2 separate regions of the Homo sapiens genome follow, and region 1 is linked to region 2. A link is an interaction called in ENCODE POLR2A ChIA-PET data of the cell type or tissue named here. Cell type or tissue: PC-9. All regions are shown on one strand. Links, peaks and the distances in the headings refer to the core of each region. The heading gives the core; the rest is flanking DNA. Region 1 holds the start of IL22 (interleukin 22). Region 2 has its middle 52 kb from the start of MDM1.

The links. ChIA-PET counts read pairs that join two places held together with the same protein. Peaks named below come from ENCODE experiments on the same cell type or tissue, not always from the same donor. Only the 100,000 strongest peaks of a DNase experiment are listed, where the experiment ranks them.
Region 1: POLR2A ChIA-PET joins it to region 2 with 16 read pairs; 1 of 35 experiments calls an interaction of 5 or more read pairs at or near these places.

Annotation. Positions count from the first base shown.
Region 1 is chr12:68,253,440-68,260,089 of GRCh38, reverse strand. It overlaps IL22 (interleukin 22), which reads left to right and starts at 6,486. Exons shown (of 6, transcript NM_020525.5): 1 at 6,486-6,507; 2 at 6,596-6,650. The coding sequence starts at 6,642. In PC-9, for the core only: no CTCF peak of the experiment used is centred there; no DNase peak of the experiment used is centred there; H3K27ac peaks cover 154 bases.
Region 2 is chr12:68,381,008-68,387,657 of GRCh38, reverse strand. No RefSeq gene overlaps it. Among named protein-coding and RNA genes, the nearest start is that of MDM1, 52 kb to the right of the region's middle. In PC-9, for the core only: no CTCF peak of the experiment used is centred there; a DNase peak (open chromatin) is centred at 4,077.

The DNA.
Region 1 (6,650 bases), core at 1,308-5,307, 130 kb after region 2:
AAATGTTAATAACTCTAAAACTGATTAGAGAACTGGGATAAAATATTCACCGATATTAGTAAATTAATTGTGTTTTGAATCTCTGGTGGCAGAAGCAAGTGTGGGTTATGACTCTTTACACCTATTTACTCGCCAAAATAATAAATGAAAAGAGAGACTGGGATGTACCTGTGGTCTTCAAAAAATCTATGACAGTAGAGGGCAGATGTTAGGAAGCTAATATCAAATTCTGTTTGCACTAGAGTAGTGAAGAATTTCCATAAATGTTGCCTTCCTCTATCTTTTAAGTTGATTTCAGTACTTAGCATTAGTAGGGAGAAAAACATGCTCGTTTACATTATGACACATTCCTGTGGATAGAGTCTTCTCTTTAAGATGAGATATAATACTGACTGAGAAGACTCAGTCCCCAGGAAGAAGGGAAAGGTGGCTATGGTTGACAAGTGTCTTTGTGGGCAGATTGTGGCAGGTGAGGTGGGACTGGTAGGAAGTTACTCTGGGTACCACCAGGGTTACCTTAGAGCAGAAGTGGGAAGTAAATGCAGTTTATGTTTGAAAACCCCAGTCTCTAGCTTTTGTTTTTTGCTGTACCTCTAACCTCTTCTCCTCACTGGCTGTGAATCACTTGCTCTTCGTGTTCTCAGGAGATGAGTAATTGAATAATCCCTTTCTCCAAGCCAGCTGGGTACTTATTCACACCAAGGTAAATGTGACTAATAACAGCTTCGCATCTTACTTCTCCCATGAAGTAAGTAGGAATTAAATCTTATACACAAGACCTCAGTGAAAAAATTTTTGAAAGACTAGCAAAAGGGTATAAAAGAAGGTCTTTGGCAGAGACATGGTCGATACTCTTGGATGTAATGAGTTCACATTACAAAGATGTTAATTCTCCTTAAACTGGTCTTTACATTAAATAAAAACCTAGTAAAAATTTCTGCCATATTTTTCCAGGAACTTGACAAATTTATCATAAGCTTTATATAAAATATATATGAAAAGTCCACGAATAGCTAAGTCAGCCCTGAAAAAGTAGAGCAAAAAACGTAAAATTTCCTGTTCAGTTTTAAAGACACTCTTCAGTAATGACTGGCTTAAGAACAAAAAGAAAAATAAATAAACCAATGGAACAAAAAAGAGGACTCAGATATATATTTCTATGTATGGGAAATTCACATATGATAAAAGACATTGTTTAGTGGACTATGTTGGGAAAACTGGCTCACTATGTGGAGAAGAATAAAGTTGGATTTCTTACCTTTCATCACATACAAAAATGCATTAAAGACCTGATTGTGAAAGGTTAAGCCATAGAATAAATAGAAGACGAGATAGAAGAATGTCTTTGTGACCTTGGGATGGAGAGAGGCTTTTCAAACAAACCTTGAAAAGTGCAAATCATATAATTATAAATAATGTCTTAGATGACATCCAAATTAAGTCTTGCTGTTCAACAAAGGCCAAATAAACAAAGTGAATTGACAGATAAAAAATTGGGAGAAGGTCAGGTGTGGTGGCTCATGCCTGTAATCCAGCACTTTGGGAGGCCAAGGTGGGTGGATCTCTTGAGGTCAGGAGTTCGAGACCAGCTTGGCCAATATGATGAAACCCCATCTCTACTAAAAATTAGCCAGGCATGGTGGCGGATGCCTGTAATCCCAGCTACTTGGGAGATTGAGGTGGGAGAGTTGCTTGAACTGAGGAGGTGGAGGTTGCAGTGAGCTGAGATTGCACCACTGCCCTCCAGCTTGGGTGACAGAGCGAGACTCCGTCTCAAAAAAAACAAAAACAAAAACAAAACAAAAGGAGGAGAGTTTGTTATGGCTACAACCAAAAATATACAGGGAACTCTTACAAATCAACAACAGAAAAAGAGCAAAGCCCGCTAGAAAAATGAGTGACTAATGTAAGTAACCAATGTATAAAAGGTGGAAACCCGAGTGGCTACTAGTGTATGAAGAAAAATGTAAATTAAAACAGTAACAAGATAGATACCATTTTAAACCTCCAAAGCCTGGCCAAGTTAAAGCTGGATCATACGAAGTGTGGAGGGGGATTTAAGGAAACAGAGGAAGCTTTATTTGCTGGTGTGAGAGTAGATTAACACTCTTTCTGGAGAGCAATCTGGCAATATTTAGTAAATGCTAATAAACTTATCCTTATGACTTAGTGGACATACTTCAAAAATTATGTCAAAAATACTCTCAAAAAATACCATAAAAATGACTTGGTTAAGGGTGTTTAGAGCTACAATGTCTGTGGTCTGGGCAATTGGAGGCAGTTCAGGTGCCCACTGTTGGAGAATGAATAAGTAAGATGTGGTCGGTACACACTCTGGAATGTCACATTACAAGCAGAGGCTACACAAAGAAACATGGACAGATGGTAAGACATCATGCTCAGTAAAAAGGTAAGAAAGAGAGCCATTCCTGTAAAATAAAAATACCTACACACACTAAACAACACTTCTTTTTGCACAGGGATGCATCGATATTCAGAAATACACATGAAACATTAGAGCCATGACCTATGGCAATGGTAGAGGTGGTGGTAGGTGTTTAGTGGGGAGGGAAGGAGAATGATGAGGGTAGGATCACACCCACGCACGTGTGCACACACACACACAGAAACTTGTATGGAACAATGATCATGTGCACTGGACTGAAGAGTATGATGAGTACAAATCTTTTTACCTGTGATACCAGAAGTCTTCTTTCTTCTAGGGAGATTTGTGTCTTAAAGAATGCATTTCCAGTCATGGATTTTCTAGCATCAGTCAATGAGTTGGGAAACTATTTTATGTATGTGATCAATGAATATTTATTTTGCCACTATATGCCAGGCACTGTTCCATGTGCTAGGCACAGTATAGTGAATGAGACAGCCAAAGCCTACTTCTGGTTGAGGATTCTGATTAGTCCTTCTTGGCATTAGATCAGGTAAATTGTTACATATTCCAAATCAACCATGGGTATGGTCTGTCTGGGACCTGGGAGGTGGGCTTTGGGGTTGCTCTTCATCTGCGGTGGCTTTGGGAGAGACTTGAAAATTCACAAGGAAACAACTGCAGAAAAGGCCCATTATAATCTGAAAGTATTTAGCATACATATGTCTCTGGTTGCTGTTTTCACAGGATCACCTTTTTGTTATACCCACAATCTCTTCCATTTTTTTTTTTGAGACAGAATCTTGCTCTATCACCCAGACTATAGCACAGTGCGGTGATGTTGTCTCACTGCAACCTCAGCCTCCTGGGTTCAAGCGATTCTCCCACCTTAGCCTCCCGAGTAGCTGGGACTATAGGTGCACCACCACCCCCGGCTAATTTTTGTATTTTTAGTAGAGACAGGGTTTCACCATGTTGGCCAGACTAGTCTCAAACTCCTGACCTCAGGTGATCTGCCCACCTCAGCCTCCCAAAGTGCTGGGATTATAGGCGTGAGCCACTGCGCCCAGCCTCACAATCTCTTCTAATAGCAAATATTTCTGAGACTCCTAGTATGACTGTTCAGAAACCCCCATACAACACCAGAGCAGATTTTCCCTTTAGTGAGTTTTAGTTAAACTCATTGAAACTTAAGATCTAGGCTCCATTAACACTATCTTCTTGATGCTTGGTCCATCAGGGGCATACAATGAATAAGAGACACACTGCTGCTCTTAAAGAGGGCTTTGCAATTTTCTGACATTCTCTTTCTGTTTCACAGTGATTTATTTTCTATTCAGGAACAATAAGCTGGTAAGCAGGACTGGGTCAAACATCAACTTTAGAAATACCGTAAAGGCTGTCAATATGCTTTTATTGAGTCCTTCCTATGTGTGTAGCACTGTTCTAAGTGTTGGAGTCACAAAGACGAAAGAGACAGAGACTCTTCCCTCGAAAGCATGTAATTCAACGATGTCAAAACTTATTTTCCCGTGGAAAGAAAATTATGTATGCTGGTCAGTTTCCCAGGCAAACCCACAAAAGCCTATTTAATCGATGAATAGCTTAAATCTAGTGCTAATAGAATTATACGGAGTTCTGGGCAAAAATGGCCATATATAATAGGAAACTGAATAAGGAAGAGTTTCATCATCTTTTCTTGGGCCCATGGTCAACCCCAAGGAAACATTTGGAACACACCTATTTTTTTTCAATTCAGAAAAAAAATCTTATTTTTATTTGACAAATAAAAATTATATATACAGTATTTATGTTACACAATATGATGTTTTAAAAATTACTTATTTTTTAAATTGATGCATTATAATTGTACATATCTATGGAGTATAATTTGATGTTTTGATATAAGTGTATGCTGTATGATACAATTAGGTTAGTTAGTGTATCCATCACCTCATGCATTTATCATTACTTTGTGGTGAGAATCTTCAAAAGCCTCTCTTCTAGCTATTTTGTAAAATACAATATTTTCCTGTTAAATACAGTCATTCTACTGTGTAATAGAACACCGAAATTATTCCTTCTAATTGTATCGTTGTACCCGTTGACCAACCTCTCCCCATCCTCCTTTCCCCACTTACTCCCCCAGTCTCTGGTAAACCACTGTTATATTCTCTGCTTCTATATCAACTTTATTATTATCATTATTATTTTTTAGATTCCACATATCAGTGAGATCATGCAGTATTTGTTTTTCCGCATCTGATTTATTTCACTTAACATGGTGTCCTTCAGGTTCATTCACGTTATTGCAAATGACAGGATTACATTTCTTTTATGGCTGAATAGTATTCCATTGTGTATATATACCACATTTTCTTTATCCATTCATCCATCCATCTGTGGATACTTAGGTTGATTTCATATATGTTTTGATATACGCATGCATTGTGGAATGGCTAAATTGAGTGAATTAACATATATGCATTACCTCACATACTTGAAATTTTTTTTTGTAATGAGAACATTTACAATCTATGCTCTTTGTGATTTTTAAGCATACGATATATTGTTCTTAACTATCATCACCATGATGGACAATAGAGCTCTTCAACTTATTCCTCTTCTTTAACTGAAATGTTGTATCCTTTGGGTAACATCTCCCCATCTCGCTGCCCCTTGCCCACCCAGCCCCTGGCAACCACCATTCTACTCTTTCCTTCTATGAGTTCAAGTGTTTTAGATTCCACATGCAAGTGTGATCATGTGGTGTTTTTTACTCTCACTAATCTTCATTTTTGCTTCTTTCTCCTCTGGCCACCTTCACAAATGCTCAGTGTCCTCATGTGGTTCCGACCCTTTGCAGTGGCACCTTGCTTAGGTCTGTGCCATCTCAAAAAGTGGTCTAGGTTTTACAATTATTTACATCCCTACTTCCAGTTCTTCAACACTCCTGATCTTAACTAGTTGTGAGGAGAAAAATCTGATTATACAAATTTGCACTAATTCACATTCCTTCCCTCAGCAATAGGTATTTGCATTTTGATACTTGCATTTGCTTCCTTGCTCTGCGGGAGAATTTCCAGTCTAGTTTTAGGTGTATTTTTAAATAATTTGAAGGTAACGCGGAACCTCTATATTCCTATATTCCCTTCTTCAGACATCCATGTGTGTGTGTGTATATATGTATATATATAAAATGTTGCATATATATGTATATATATAGTATACACACATATATAATATATATACACACACATATATAGTTGTTATAGGATTATTTGGAAATATTATGTTGAGACTTGTGTGAAGTGTAGAATTAGGTAAAATTTTAAGATGAACTATATCCATGGTATTCTTTTATTTTAAAAAAAGTTTACATGTTAAGAAAAAAGGAGATCAGATTTTCAGCATTAGTATTTACAAACTTAAGTTGATATTGATTATAATTCAATTAATACAATTTTAAGATATATTTACTTCTGCCTTAATTGTTATGATCACTTAAAAATAGTTCCAAAAAGGGAAGAAAACAATAATTAGATTAGCCAAGACAGTTATTTTTGAAACATAAGTCTGGTTTAGAATTCAGCATGTTTAAAAATGAGATAAAATTATTTTAATAATGGAATGATCTGTTAGCTGTCATTACCATTTACTTTAAAGCAGAGGATATAGGACATGGGTCCTTTTTTTCTGATCACCTCCAATGAGATAAGAATCTATAAAGCTGGTAGGAAAATGAGTCCGTGACCAAAATGCTTACTCAGCCACTATAGGAGATCAAAACATTTTATACTAAATCTGAACTCTACTAAGACAAAACAATTGTGTTCTTTGAAAAATATGTAGGGTTTAGAAAATTTCTGGGATTTGTCTGTAAAATACCCTCCGGGCTCTAATAGTGACGTTTTAGGGAAACACTTGCATCTCAAGGTGGAAAGGATAGAGGTGGTGTTTTGTGGGCTCCTGTGGTGGTTAGGTCGTTCTCAGAAGACAGTACTGGAAATTAGATAATTGCTGATGTCATATTTTTCACAATTAAAAAAAAGTCAGTATCCTGGGGGCTATAAAAGCAGCAGCTTCTACCTTCCCCGTCACAAGCAGAATCTTCAGAACAGGTAAGCGTTTCGGCAAACTTGGTACAATTGGTTAGTTTGATGAAATACTTCTTGACTAATTTTGTTCCTTCACGTTGTCTTCGACCAGGTTCTCCTTCCCCAGTCACCAGTTGCTCGAGTTAGAATTGTCTGCAATGGCCGCC
Region 2 (6,650 bases), core at 1,720-5,719:
TGAAACCTGAATGATGAGGAGGAACCAGGTGGAAAAGCAACTGAAGCAGAGTGAACAGCAAGTACAGAGGCCCTGAGGTGAGACTACATTTGGTGGCTTTGAGGAATGAAATGAAAGTAGTATGGCTTGAGTGCAGTGAGCAAAAGAGAAAACGGTGCAAGATGAGATCAGACCACATATAACTTTGTAAGCCATAGTTAGTGTGTTAGTCTTTTTGGGCTGCTATAACAAAAATAACATAGACCAGGTTATTTTAAAATAAATAACAAACATTTATTTTAAAAAATTTCTATTATTATTTTTTGAGACAGTCTCACTCTGTCACTCAGGCTAGAGTGCAGCACTGTGAACACAGCTCATTGCAGCCTCTTCTTTTTGGCTCAAGCAATCCTCCTGCCTCAGCCTCTTGTAAGGCTGGAACCACAGGCTCATGCTACCATGCCTGGCTAAGTTTTTGACTTTTGGAGAGACAGAGTCTCACTTTGTTGCCCAGGCTTGTCTTGAACTCCTGGACCCAAGTGATCCTACTGCCTTGGCCTCTGAAAAATTTGGGATTACAGGCATGAGCCACTTCATCCAGCAAAAAATTTATTTCTCATAGTTCTAGAGCCTGGGAAGTCCAAGAGCAAGGTGGCAGATGATTTGGTTCCTGATGAGGACTTTCTTCGTGATTTGAAGACAGATGACTTCTTTTTCCCATACCTTCACATGGTGGAGAGAGAAAGAGAGAGGAAGCAAGCACTCTTATGTCTCTTCTTATAAAGGCATTAATCCCATCATGAAGGCTAGACTCTCATGATACCCTCATGACCTATTTACCTCCCAGAGTCCCCAATTTCACATGCCATCACAATGGAGTTTTGACATATAATTTTGGGGGGACACATTCAGCCCATTGCAGCTAGGCACTTGGATTTTATTATGAGTAAAATAGGAAGCAATCGGAAGTTTTTAAAATTGAGAGTGACGTGACCTAATAGGTGTTTTTGAATGATTGCTCTGAATGCTATGTGGAGGATGATTGCAGGGGGTCAAGACTGCAGCAGAGTGGGCAGCTGAGAGGCTATGATGATAGGTTGGATGGCTAGGTGGTGGAAGAAGAGAGAAGATGGGTTTGAAGATATAGTTTAGAGGTAAAGACAGAGAGGAGGCATCAGGGACATACCCAAATTTATATTTTCTTAAGCTACCAAATGAATGGTGATGGTAGAAACTGACATGTTTATGACTGGGAAAGAAATAGGTCTGTGAGATGGTTGGGGAGGTGGTCATCAGGTGCTCTTTGAAGATGAAAATCAAAATGTTTGTTTTGTATGTTATGTCATATGTGGTTGTGTTCAGCTGCAGAGGAACCAAAATCCTGACAAACCATATCTTAAGCAAACAAGCTCTTTGATTAATCAATTAATTTATTGTCCACACAAAAGTGTGTCAAAAATAGGCAGACCCAGCTGGTATGGTAGCTCACAAATGCCACTGAGATCGCAGGCACATTCTCTCTTCTCCTTGAGCATCCTTATCATGTCCTTCACTCTCACCTATGTAAGAGAGGGACTGAGCTTTAGGCATAGGGTCTGCATGTAAGACAGGAGAAGGGGAAAGCTGAAAGAAGTAGGGGTAGTGCCTATGTCAGGAAAGCAAAAGCTTTTTCAGAAATCTATACCCCAGACCTCCACTTTATGTACCAAAATTATATCATGTGTCCAATTCCAGCTGCAAGGGAGGCTGAGCTTTTTAGCTGGTCACAGTGGCTCACTGAACAAAATTGGAGGCATTTTTATAGGAAGTAAGAGGTGAAAGGATACTGTGAAGGTAGGCAACCAGTAATGCTACCAGGAACACATGAAGTTTAAGGTCTCTGGTAAGCATTCACATGGAAAAGTCAAGTAAGGTTGAAATTATAAGCCTCAAGTTGAAAGTTCAACTTTCAAAGTTGAAAGGAAGAGCAGAGATGATAACAGTTCAAAAGGAGAGCAGAGCTGATAACAGTTTGGAAATCATTAGCATGTAGATCATATGTAAAGCGAAGAGGGCGGATGAGATCAATTAGTGACAGAGTAGAGTTGAAAACTTGTCAATTTTGTATTTATTACTGTGACTTGCTTTAATTAATTTTATTAATTCAACAAGATTTTAATGTATACTTTCCATGTGTTTTAAACTGCTTTGAACCCTCAGGGCACAAAGATGAAGATGTATCTTTTGCTTTTAAGAAGCTGAGATAGAAAAAAAAGATAAAAATTAGTTTTGTTAAATGATTCACTACAATATATATTAAAAATTAACCTATTTAGGTATATTTGTGACATTTGGATAATGGTAGTAGCTCTACTGCAGATTCACTTTTTAAGTGAGAATTTAAGTAATTTATCTTGAGTAATGCAATATTCACCTGTCTACATATGTACATTTGCATATTTTAATTTGCGAATGCATTAAGAAAAGCCTGAGTGTTTTAATGATTAAATAATAACCTTATTATTAGTAAATTTGCTGCTAAAATGAACACAATGCATTATGGAATCTTAACCTAAAAATTTTGACTCCTAAGGAAGAGAAAGGAATTACTTGTCAGATGACCTGGTTTAGATTAGGACTGAAGAATGGTTTAGTGACGCATTGCTACCTATTATTTCACTTGGAAGACTCATGGATGTCTCATACTAAGTTTTTTACCTTACCCATCCCTCATTCCTTTCCGAACATCATGTTTTTCTGTATTACTTTTGAAGTAAGTGGCATTACTATTGTTTTCACTCAAGCCAGAACTCCAAGTATTATTCTAGACAGTTGTGTCTCCCTCACTCCACTGTTACCAGCAAAACCTACAGATTTTACCTCCTGAATATTTTTTTGAATCTGCTCTGTCTTCTCTGTCCCGGCTCACCATCATTTCACATCTTCTCTCCAAGCGTGCTCCTTTAAACTCCATCTCTGTAGCTAGAGCAATTTTATGAAGCTAAACTGCCCAATTCATTACTCTTGTTAAAATCTGGCAAAATATCTTTCAGCATTCTGTAAAAATGGTGTCCTGAAGTACAATCTATTTAAAAAATATTGAGCTAAATTGAGGCAAAGAGGTTCCTTTATTGTAAAACTTCTCAGAGCCTTCAACATGCTAACGCATGCACTGTGAATTACTAAAGGGGTGAAATTTAGGATGCTTCAAAAAGAAGTCACAGTGAAGCTATTATGTTGAGGAATACCAAGGAATTTTTCATGAAATGCCTCTGTGAACACTAGAAATTTCTATAAACTGTCTTAGGAAATTTGGTCTATAAGGAGGAAATTCAGTCACCTCAACATGACCTATGAGACCTCTTGTGACCTAGTCCTTATCTTCCTCATGAGCCTCATCTTCTATCCCTCCCCGTCTTGAATTTCTTGCTTGTAATAGCAAACCACATCCAGTTCCTGTACACAACATGCTCCTTTTTTTTTTTTTTTTTTTTGAGACGGAGTCTGACTCTGTCGCCCAGGCTGGAGTGCAACGGCGCGATCTCGGCTCACCACAACCTCCGCCTCCCAGGTTCAAACAATTCTCCTGCCTCAGCCTCCCGAGTAGCTGGGATTACAGGTGTGCGCCATCACTCCCGGCTAATTTTTGTATTTTTAGTGAGATGGGGTTTTACCATGTTGGCCAGGCTGGTCTCAAACTCCTGACCTCAAGTGATCCGCCCACCTTGGCCTCCCAAATTGCTGAGATTATAGGCATGAGCCACCACATCCGACCAAAATAACTCTCTTTATCCAGCTAACTCTACTCACCTTTTGACTCTCAGCTCAGAGACCTTCCTTGCATTCCACGTTGAGCTAAGTGCCTCTTTTCTGAAGTCCACTTACCATCTCACAAAAAATGGGCATAATCTGTTTATGTGTCTTTTCACCCTAGTTTACCTGGGGATAAAGACTGAGGCTATGCTGCGATGATGATGGTGGTGATTATAGCTCAGTTTATTGCACATACTAGATGCCAGGCAACTGTATACGAATTATCTTATTTGATAGTCACAAACTCCCATGAAGTAGGTGTTATTAGTATCCTTGTTTTGCAGGTAAAGCAGCTACGGCTTAGAAAGGCTGAGGAACTTGCCTGAGGCTATCCAGCTACTGAGAGATAAACTGGGGTGTGAATTCAGAGAGCTTGACTCCTGAGGCTCCACCTGTGCCTATAATTCCAGCATGACACCTGGTAATGGGCACTCAGTATATGCTTGTTGATCTAAACTCAGTGTGTGTGTGTGTGTCTGTGTGTGTCTGTGTGTGTGTGTGTGTGTGTGTGTGTGTGTGTGGTCTTCCTCTCACATCCAAAGCTACTAGCACTGAGGAAGTTGGGCATGGTGTAGGAAAGAGAAATCTTTGCTGTTAAATCTCATTTCCAGCATAACTGTCAATGGAGAGGTGGCATGGAAGGGACAACCAGTTCGTGTACCAAATTACTCTCAGCTTGCTTGTTGTCTTAGGCATATGTTCTGGGAGTGGCCAACACCTGTTTTACATCTGTGTTAGTCTTTGCGGAATAAAAAGCAAATTAGGGTTTAATGGGGACTATTAATCTTGTCACCTAATTGAGTAGATCTAATAAATCTTTTCATTCAAAACCCAATGGGAATTTCTAGTTGGAAATGAGTGTGGGGAATATTCAATCTCAAAAATATTTTCATACACAAAGATTATATATGAGTTTGTGAAAGATGTTGAATATTCAATGAAATTTAATGAGTATGAATTGAACACTTATCCTGGGCCTAGAACTGTTGGCAGTTGCTTTTGAGAGTTACAGAGTACATTTATGGTAATTACTGCACTTACGAATTTTGCTATGTGGTTTGGGAGTATCTGAAGTATCTTATAGTAGGTCTCTAAACTGGTAATAATAAAAAGTTCAAATATATTATTTTGTTACACTCCACGAGGATCAAACTTCATCATGACATGATTATAATTTGAAATATGAGTAAGAAATACGTAGGGTCATGATCTCTATAAGCCCATTCTTTGCTTCTTAATTAAATTTTGCAGCTGATAGAAACATTGAAAGCAGAGCATTAGCTTATAAATAATTCAGAAAATGGTTGGTAACTCCCATAGTATATGTTTTATGAGTTTTGTTTAAGAAGAGTCTATTTCGTGTTAGGTAAAGTTGGCCATTGTTTAGAATAAAGACCTGCATTACTTTCTATTCTAAATTAAACTGTTAATGGGAGTGCTTGCAAAGGCCTTGGTGCTTTTTTTTCTGTTTAATAGGAGCAACATCACTTTGGATCAATTATTTAATTTCCTTATGTCAGAGTTCTTTCAATTTAAAGGAAAATATTTCCTTTCCTCATTCCTTTTTCTCTGAGGATGAACCAGACATTGGAAGTTGTAGCCTGGGATTGTACTGGAGCTCTCACTGTGGTTGCATTCTTTCTTCACATTCAGCGTCCTCCTTAAAGCACACATTTTCACGTACATCTATTAAATTACCTGGGAGAGAGTTCTAGACACTATCAGTCAGTAAATCCAGTTGTCTCATTTTTCAGTTTTAGCTATTGTTGCGGTCATATGCCAAGGCTTGTATGAATGAAGGGTCTATAAAAATATCTGCTGTGGTGTGATTTTTTTTATCCTTGTATGAGACCATAGCATGAGACAGTAGACTGGCAAATTGGCAGGGCGAGGAGAGTGTTTGTGCTTACACGGGGCAATGAAAAGAGTTTTGATTCTTCTTTAGCTAAATGTTATAAAACTTTAAAGCTTACATTTGAATAATCGTTGCAGATGGGTTAGATAAAATCCATCAACTCACAATGTTTTTCCTGTTTCCATTCACTAGTGAGTAACAAGGTTAAAAGAAGGAATGTTCTATAAAATAAGATATAGAATTTGGGTTAGGTTTACAAGTGAAGAGTTCCTCTTTGCCCTGCCCCCAAATTATTTTTAGGCCCCAGGCCTCTGAAGCCAAGGTAATCTGCAGGGCAGCTTTCACATTTTATCACAAGTCAGTGGTCTCTCCTCTTCCTTGTCCCTCCTATCTTGCCGGCAAATGGCTCTGTGGGAAACCCATTCTGCTTCCTGTTTAAACTGTAGAAACAATTCATTTAATTCAATATCTAGCTTTTGATTCTATTTGCAAAAATACAGTTGTAAATAGTTCCATTCATTAGCCAATTTTTTTTTTGGTCTGTTAAGCATATTTGGGTCATTTTATAGTTAACCTTGGCTGAGGGAGAGAAGTTCTTTGAAGCTCTTACTTACTTACTTGTGAATTTTTGGGTCTGATATGGAGGCTTTGCAGGTCAGAAGCATGGCTTGACTGACCCAATGCCCATTTCTGGCTCTCTTCATCCTCGCTGACCTCTACAGTAGAGAAAGGAGAAGCTGAATATTCACTGCTCTAACCTCCCTTGAAGCAAGGGGTGGCCTTGTAACAGTTCTGGCCAATGTGGCATAAGCAGAATTCTGCTGAGGTGGGTTTTGGGAACGGCTTTTGATTTCCTAATAAAAGAGGCCAGAACTGCAGGCACTATTCTTTCCACCCCTCTTGGTCTTGAACATGGCTACAATGTCTGGATCTATAGCAGTCAGCTTGCAACTTTGAGACAATATGCCAATCTAAAAATGGTAGAGCAGAATTATAGATGAACAGATGAACCCTTGGTTTTTAT